Linked DNA regions of Homo sapiens: region 2 is linked to region 1. A link is an interaction called in ENCODE POLR2A ChIA-PET data of the cell type or tissue named here. Cell type or tissue: Panc1. All regions are shown on one strand. Each heading gives the region's core, and the rest is flanking DNA. Links, peaks and the distances in the headings are about the cores only. Region 1 overlaps ARHGAP19 (Rho GTPase activating protein 19). Region 2 overlaps RRP12 (ribosomal RNA processing 12 homolog).

Evidence for each region. Peaks named below come from ENCODE experiments on the same cell type or tissue, not always from the same donor. Only the 100,000 strongest peaks of a DNase experiment are listed, where the experiment ranks them.
Region 2: POLR2A ChIA-PET joins it to region 1 with 6 read pairs; 4 of 35 experiments call an interaction of 5 or more read pairs at or near these places.

Annotation. Positions count from the first base shown.
Region 1 is chr10:97,270,747-97,275,138 of GRCh38, forward strand. The region is part of intron 1 of ARHGAP19 (Rho GTPase activating protein 19); the gene reads right to left. The region is part of intron 1 of ARHGAP19-SLIT1 (ARHGAP19-SLIT1 readthrough (NMD candidate)); the gene reads right to left. Among named protein-coding and RNA genes, the nearest start is that of ARHGAP19, 20 kb to the right of the region's middle. In Panc1, for the core only: no CTCF peak of the experiment used is centred there; no DNase peak of the experiment used is centred there; H3K27ac peaks cover 540 bases.
Region 2 is chr10:97,385,205-97,389,596 of GRCh38, forward strand. RRP12 (ribosomal RNA processing 12 homolog) reads right to left here. Exons shown (of 34, transcript NM_015179.4): 7 at 3,285-3,420; 8 at 3,048-3,175; 9 at 691-789; 10 at 1-53. Among named protein-coding and RNA genes, the nearest start is that of RRP12, 14 kb to the right of the region's middle. In Panc1, for the core only: no CTCF peak of the experiment used is centred there; no DNase peak of the experiment used is centred there.

The DNA of each region.
Region 1 (4,392 bases), core at 205-4,204:
CAAGGGCACATTATGGGGCCTGAAAGGCAGTACTTAGGACTCTGAGCACTCATCTGCAAGAAGGAAAATAGAGATAAAAAACTAGACCAGTTAATTAACTGTATTTGCCAATGCATAGATGAAGCTCAAAAGCAGACTCCCATCACCACTTAAGCTATGCTAGATGAAACAGTTACAAATGTAAAAGCATATAACAGGTAGTTTTACAATATGGGGGAGGGGTGATCCCTACCTCACATCACAGACAAAAAATAAATTCCAAACAAAGTAAAGATCTAAATATGAAAAGCCAAATTTAAAAACATTAAAAAACAATATAGAATAAATTAATGCAACAGAGAAAGAGTTTCTTAAACAAGACATAAAAAGCACAATCTCCAAAGAATCATAAATTTAACTACATTAAATTTTTCTGTATAACAAATGACATTACATACTAAATGTCTTAAAAATGAAGTCACAATGCCTCTAAAGAGAAATGGATAAAAGGGGAAGAAGAGTGGGAGAGAAAGTTTTCACTGTATGCTCTTTTGTATTTTCTGGATTTTATATTCATTTGAACGTACTATCCATTCATAATAAATAAATAAATAAATAGATAAATAAATCTAAAACTTTAAAAGTAATAATAAAATACAAGACAAGCCACAGACTGAAAAAAACATGTTTGCTATGCATATAACCAAGGATCAGTATTCAGAATTTACCAGTAAGCCAAAAAATTAATAAGGAAAAGACACTTGACTCAATAGAAAATTAGTCAAATGACATGATCAGTAACGCAGAGGAGGGGACCTAATGACTAATAAACATAAAAAGAATCTCAACTTTACAAGTTATCAGAATAAAGCAAATTTAAAAATAGTATCTTTCCCTACTCATCACTTAGCAAAATCAAATTCAGGTGGTATATTTTTATTCTCAGTTTGCTATGTTATTTATTTATTTATTTTAGACAGAGTCTCACTCTTGTCACCCAGGCTGCAGTGTAGTGGCACAATCTTGGCTCACTGCAGCCTCTGCCTTCCAGAGGAGATATATATATTTATTTATATATTTACTTATTTAAAATTGTGTATTGGTGTTTAATTTTATCAAATACTTATCAAAAATTTTTTGTGCCTCTATTGATGATCATATAATTTTTCTCCTTTATGGTAAATAATACAGATTTTCTATTGTTAAACCAACCTTGCATTTCTCAAATAACTCAACTTTGTTATGATGTATTATCATTTTTACATGTTGCTGAATTTGGTTTGCTAATAGTCTAGATTTCCCATTCATTCATAAGTGAGATTGGTCTTAAATTTTCCTTGTAATGTCTTCATTAGGTTTTATATCAAGGTTGTTCTAGCCTTATACACTTAGGTGGGAAATATGTCTTTTTTTTTTTTTTTTTTTTTTCAGACAGAGTCTCACTCTGTCACCCGAACTGGAGTGCAGTGGCACGATCTCAGCTAACTGCAACTTCCACCTCCCAGGTTCAAGCAATTCTCCTGCCTCAGCCTCCTGAGTAGCTGGGACTAGGCACACGCCACCCCACCCATCTAATTTTTTTGTATTTTAGTAGAGATGGGATTTCATCGTGTTGCCCAGGCTGGTCTCGAACTCCTGAGCTCAGGCAATCTGCCCGCCTTGGTATCCCACAAGCATGAGCCACCACGCGTGGCCAATATGTCTTATTTTTCTATTTTCTGAAAAAATTTATGTGAGATTAGTGTTATTTCTTCTGTAAATATGTGACAGAATTGGCAGATGAAGCCATCTGAACCTAGAATTTTCTTTGTGAAAAAGTTTTTCATTACACATTCCACTTATTTTGTGTTATGGGACTACTCACATTTTCCTTTACTTCTTGTGTTAATTTTGTTAAGTTGTAGATTTCAAGGAATTTGTCTATTTCACATAAACCTTCAAACTTTATTGGTATAAATTTGTATATAATATCCTCTTATCTTTTTTAATGTCTCTACGTTCCATAGTAATGTCCTCCTCTTTGTTCCTGATATTGGTAATTTTTTTTCAATGTAATTAGCTTTGTCAAGGTTCCAACTTCTAGCTTTGTTGAACCTCTCTATTGATTATGTTTGTTGTTTTTTTTTTTTTTTTGAGATGGAGTCTCGCTCTGTCGCCCAGGCTGGAGTGCAGTGGGACGATCTCGGCTGACTGCAAGCTCTGCCTCCTGGGTTCACGCCATTCTCCTGCCTCAGCCTCCCGAGTAGCTGGGACTACAGGTGCCCGCCACCACGCCTGGCTAATTTTTTGTATTTTTAGTGGAGACGGGGTTTCACCGTGTTAGCCAGGATGGTCTCGATCTCCTGACCTTGTGATCCGCCCGCCTCGGCCTCCCAAAGTGCTGGGATTACAGGCGTGAGCCACAGCGCCCAGCCTGTTTGTTGTTTATTTCATTAGTTTCTTTTTTTTTCTCTTTGAGATGAAGTCTTGCTCTGTTTTCCAGGCCGGAGTGCAATGGCACAGTCTTGGCTCACTGCAACCTCCACCTCCCAGATTCAAGCAATTCTCGTGCCTCAGCCTCCCCAGTAGCTGGAATTACAGGCACACACCACCACACCCAGCTAATTTTTGTATTTTTAGTAAAGGCAGGGTTTCATCATGTTAGCCAGGCTGGTCTCGAACTCCTGACCTCAGGTGATCCACCCACCTCAGCCTCCCAAAATGCTGGAATTATAGGCATGAGCCACCACGCCCAGCCTATTTCATTAATTTCTGCTCTCTTTTTTTTTTTTTTTTTTTTTTGAGACAGAGACTCTCTCTGTCGCCCAGGCTGGAGTACAGTGGCACTATCCTGGCTCACTGTAACTTCTGCCTCCTTGGTTCAAGCGATTCTCATGCCTCAGACTCCTGAGTAGTTGGGATTACAGGTGAGTGCCATTGTGCCCAGCTAATTTTTGTATTTTTAGTAGAGACAGGGTTTCACCATGTTGAGCAGGTTGGTCTCGAACTCCTGGGCTCAAGCAATCCACCCACCTTGGCCTCTCAAAGTGCTGGGATTACAGGCATGAGCCACCACACCCGACCCACAACATTATTTTCTAAACAGCCAAAACTGAAAAAGCAAAATGTCCAGCAGAATTTTAATTTAATGGCTTTATTTGTAATGGAATATTACACAGTAATGAAAATGGACAGACTCTAGCTATATGTACAATCACAGCTAAATCTCACAAATGAAAAGCAAAAGAAGCCACACATACACACACACACACACAAACACACACACACACAGACAACTACATACTATATGATGACATTTATATCAAATTTTAAAAATAAACGAAACTAGTATTTAGAGATACTTGCTTAAATGGTAAACTGTAAAGAGAAGCAGAAATGTATTTACCATAATATTCAGGATAATGGTTACCTTTTGTGGACAGTGATTAAGAGGCATGAAGGTATGAAAGAGTTCCTGAGGCCGGGCGCGGTGGCTCATGCCTATAATCCCAGCACTTTGGGAGGCCAAAGTGGGTGGATCACAAGGTCAGGAGTTCGAGACCAGCATGGCCAACATGGTGAAACCCCGTCTCTACTAAAAAATACAAAAATTAGCAGGGCATGGTGGCGGGCACCTGTAATCCCAGCTACGTGGGAGGCTGAGGCAGAAGAACTGCTTGAACCCGGGAGGTGAAGGTTGCAGTGAGCTGAGATTGCGCCACTGTACTCTAGCCTGGGCAACAGAGCAAGACTCCATCTTAAAAAAAAAAAAAGAGTTCCTGAAGTGCTAATACTGTTCTTGTGGATAAATCACTGAGCTATGCGAAAAGGGGAGCATTTGAAGCAAATATGGCAAAATGTTAAGATTTGCTAAAGCTGGGTAATGGGAAGAATACTGATTATATTATTTTATAAACTTGTATGTATAATTGACGTTTCATGACAAATTTTTTTTAAAGAAACCAAGTAGTTTTGGCTTAAATCTCACTTCAATTTGATATAAATATTATAGAAAATCAAAGTATATACTAAAGACTAATTTCCTCATCATAAAAGTTTTTACATAGATGGCCAGAACCAGGAAAATTAGTAGCTAGATATGTAGGCATACAGAAATAACAAGGGCTCTGGGCAACTATCCCAAAGAATGATAGAGGCAAGACCCCTCAAAAAAGAACAATTTCGGGGAGGTGGCCTGCAGGAGACAGAGGGATTGACAGGATGTTGTGTGTAGCAGCTTTCCTCTGGATACCAATGCTGAGGACACCACATCGGGGCTCTCCTGCCCACTGCTGTGGGTCGCCACCTCCAAGATAACCCCAATGCCAGTGACATCCTTCCCATCAGTCACCACTCCAGCACCAGAAACCTATGAAGGCTGCAACAGCTGTGTTTCCTGTTTTAAAGCACTGCCTTGGCCTCCCAAAGTGCCGA
Region 2 (4,392 bases), core at 93-4,092, 110 kb after region 1:
CAGGCTAGCAGGGGTTGTAAATCATTCTCACTGGGAACATAGTCGTACAGGGCCTAAAAGTGGGAATAAGCAGGTGACTGAGCATGCAGGGTCTGCAATAGCCCAGTGATGATGACCCCTTCCCATCCTGGCACCAGCAATGTCCTGGGGACAGTGCTTGTGACCCTAGCACTCACAGCCCCCTTGGCTTTCCCAGCTCCTGCCTTTCCCTTCTCCATGAAGCCCTCCCAGCTCTAATTCTTTGGGAGAACAGCCTCTAGGAGCAGCGGAGTATCATGGGTCACACACTCCTTTGTGAGTCTGACAAAAGCCAGAGGCCTTCTTTGAAAAAAAAAAACGTACATTTTGCTAACAATTTGGGGGATCTGATCCCCCCTCCCAATATCCATCCACAGACCTCTAAGGCCGAGAGCCCTGCTCAAGGTATCTATGAGCACCACGAGACCATGCTGAAACAGTTCATTAAAGTTAACTAGGTCAAGGGTCAAGGTCCCAGCTCCTGGGGACACTGATGTGAATTTGATGGCTGGTCTCCAATCTTCCTTCCCCTTCTACTGGCCTCTTCCACTAGGACAACCCAGCCCAGCCAACCTCACTCTGTAGACAAGGCGCAGGGCCAGTGCCCCCAGCACAGCCTCCCAAGGCACCACCCCCGACCTAATGCCCCCACATCCCACCAACAGGCCTCACCGTGATGATCTGGGCGTTGAGCTCTGCTGACAGGGTGCTCAGGCCAGGCCTGGCGTGGAAGAGGCTGTGAAAGGCCTGCATGGCACAGGCTGTCACCAGCTGGAGGGGGACACACAGGCTTAGAAAGGAACTACAAAGCCCACGGCTGGCCCTGGACCCCTCAACTCCACCTGTGTGCTAGGGAGTTGAGGGCCCCCTGAACCTCACACATGCCCCCCACACAGAGACACCCTGAGGACTGCCACCTTAGTAAGACATGGAAGCCACTGAAAAAGCTTTAAATGTCTTAAACAAAGATAGAAACATTAACAAAATGGTTTTAACATAACAGCCAAAAAAGCAGGCTATAAACGGTCTGTTACAGCTGTATTTTTTTTTTTTTTTTTTTTGAGACAGAATCTTGCTCCGTTGCTGGATACAGGGGTGAGACCAATACAGGTGCATGCCACTGTGCCTGGCCAATTTTTTAATTTTTATAAAGACAGAGTCTCGTCTCACTATGTTGCCCAAGCTGGTCTCAAATTCCTTGCCTCCTGCCTTAGCCTCCCAAGTGCTAAGGTTACAGGTGTGAGCCACTGCACCTGGCCTTTACATGTTTTATCATGTATATTTGTTTATCCAAAGAGAAAATGTCTGAAAGGATACCCAGAAAGTTATTTGCACTGTCTACCTTAGGAAACAGGATTTGGAGGGAAGGAGATTTTTACTTTATACACTTCTGAATTGTTTTTCCCTTTTAAACAATGATCATATTATTTATATTTTACAATTTTAAAAATATGTATGTAAATAAACACTACAAGAGAATATACAAGGCCGGGTGCAGAGGCTCACATCTGTAATCCCAGCACTTTGGGAGGCCGAGGTGAGTGGATCACGAGGCCAGGAGATCGAGAGCATCCTGGCTAACACGGTGAAACCCCGTGTCTACTAAAAATACAAAAAACTAGTCAGGTGTGGTGGCGGGCGCCTGTAGTCCCAGCTACTCGGGAGGCTGAGGCAGGAGAATGGCGTGAACCCGGAAGGCGGAGTTTGCAGTGAGCCGAGACCACGCCACTGCACTCCAGCCTGGGTGACAGAGCGAGACTCCATCACAAAAAAAAAAAGAGAGAGAACACACAGTGAGTTGGCGGGGGTATCTGTGGGGGATTGGTTCCAGGACCCCCCATGGACATAAAAATCTACCAATGCTCAAGTCTCTATATTAAATGGTGTAGTATTTCCATATAACCTACACGCATCCTCCCATACACTTTAAATCACCTGGATTACTTATAATACGTAATACAATATAAATGCTATGTAAATAGTTGCTACACTCTGTTGTCTAAGGAATAATGACAAGGAAAAAAAACTGTACATGTTCAGTACAGAAGCAACCAACCATTTTCTTTTTCCTGAATATTTTCTTTTCTTTTTCTTTCCTTTTTTTTCTTTTTCCTTTTTTTTTTTTTTTGACATGGGGTTCTTGCTCTGTTGCCCAAGTTGGAGTGCAGTGGCATGACCATGGCTCACTACAGCCTCAACCTCCTGGGCTCAAGCAATCCTCCCACTTCCACCTCCCAAGCATCTGGGATTATAGGCGCGTGCAGCCATGCCCAGTTTCCAAATATTTTCAATCCAAGGTTGGTTGAATTTATGGCTGTGGGAACCACACATACAAAGAGCTGACTGTATAAAGATTTACAGAATTGTGCTAGAAATGGTAGAAACACAGGAAATCATTTTTCATGTGTCTTTAAAGCTGCTAAAAAAAAAAAACTCGACCGGGCGCAGTGGCTCACGCCTGTAATCCCAGAACTTTGGGAGGTTGAGGCGGGCAGATCACCTGAGGTTGGGAGTTCAAGACCAGCCTGATCAACATGGAGAAACCCCATCTCTACTAAAAATACAAAAAATTAGCTGGGCGTGGTGGTGCATGCCTGTAATCCCAGCTACTTGGGAGGCTGAGGCAGAAGAATCGCTTGAACCCGGGAGCCAGAGGTTGCAGTGAGCCAAGATCGCGCCATTGCACTCCAGCTGTGCAACAAGAGCAAAACTCGGTCTCAAAAAAAAAAAAAAAAAAAAAAAAAAATTGGTATAGGGTACATAGAGCTGGTGCAGAAGGAGGGTTTACCAGCCCACTACAGATCCACCCTGACTCTGACCTGATCTCTGAGGTCAGCTTCCATCTGGAAGGGGACTCTGATATGGCCTGGCCTAGCCAAACACCACAGAGTAACGTAGTGCTGTTGGTTTTAGCTTAAGAACACAGTCAGGGAGGGAGACCCCAGGCCCTGCATTTTGACTGACCAGTGAGTTCCCCAAATGCCACCACTGCAGGTCCCCCTTTCTCCAGCTTTTGGGCCTGAGCTCACCACATGGCTCAAGGTCATGACCCTGAGGAGAGTCTCACTGCAGCTCTTCACCAGGCCTTCCGGGAAGCAGGGCAGCAGGTCCTTCAGCAGCGTCAGCATGTGCAGCGTGGTGGTGGCCTCCTTGGAGCCTGGTATACAGAAGAGGAATTGAGACACCAGCCCCGCCCTACCGCAGGCCCTGTCCTGCTCTGCCAGCCACTGCCTCCCATCCACCTGCCCTCCATTTGGGTTCCCCACCTCCAGACTTCTCAATCTCCTGGATGCAGAACTTGGCAGTGGAAATGGCAGCAGGATGATGGGCAGGGGCCTTTTCAAACATGAATTCACTGCCCTTGAGGACTGAGCATACTCCATGCTGGGCAGCCTTCCGGATCTGAGGGGCAAGGAGAGCAGGAGACAAGGCCAGATCAGCGTTCCACCAGCATCTTGGGTGTCCGGCACAAGCACCAACCAATTAGCTTTGGCTGAAATATAGATCCAATGATGATCTGACTACTATAGATCCAGTGCTACACCAGGGCCTTCATGTGTACAGAATCCTGAGCTGTGAAGCAAGACAAACCTCAGTTCAAATCCCTGCTCTACAACTAACTCACCAAATGGCCTTAAGCAAGCCCAACTACTTAATTTCTGAGTTTCAATATCATCTTGAAAACAGGGGTTTCTTCATTCACTTAATCATCCGGCAAACACTGTGTGTCCACCAAGCCAGGCACTGTTCTAGGTCCTGGCAAACTGGCACTGAACAGCAGGCAACTCCCCTTCCAGCTGGGAGGCAGAAAACAAATACATAACAGAAGGTTAAAAAGTACTTTGCAGATAACCAAGCAGGGGCTGCTACTTTTGTTGTTGTTGTTTGTTTGAGACAGAGTCTTGCTCTGTAGCCCAGGCGGAGTGCAGTGGCGGATCTCGGCTCACTGCAAGCTCCGCCTCCCAGGTTCACGCCATTCTCCTGCCTCCGCCTCCCGAGCAGCTGGGACTACAGGCGCCCGCCACCACACCCGGCTAATTTTTTGTATTTTTAGTAGAGACGGGGTTTCACTATGTTAGCCAGGATGGTCTCGATCTCCTGACCTCGTGATCCGCCCGCCTCGGCCTCCCAAAGTGCTGGGATTACAGCCGTGAGCCACCGCGCCCAGCCAAGGGGCTGCTACTTTTTATACAGTGGTCAGGAAAGTGTCACCGCAGTGAAGTGCCACTGCAGCGAGAGCTGAAGGTGAGGAAAAGATCATGTGAGCACCGAGGGAAGGGGGCATGAGACCATCTGGGCTGACGGTGCTTAGCACTGGGAGTGATTACATGACTGTTATTGTTACCACCTCCTGCCCTAAATTTCCAGAGGAAA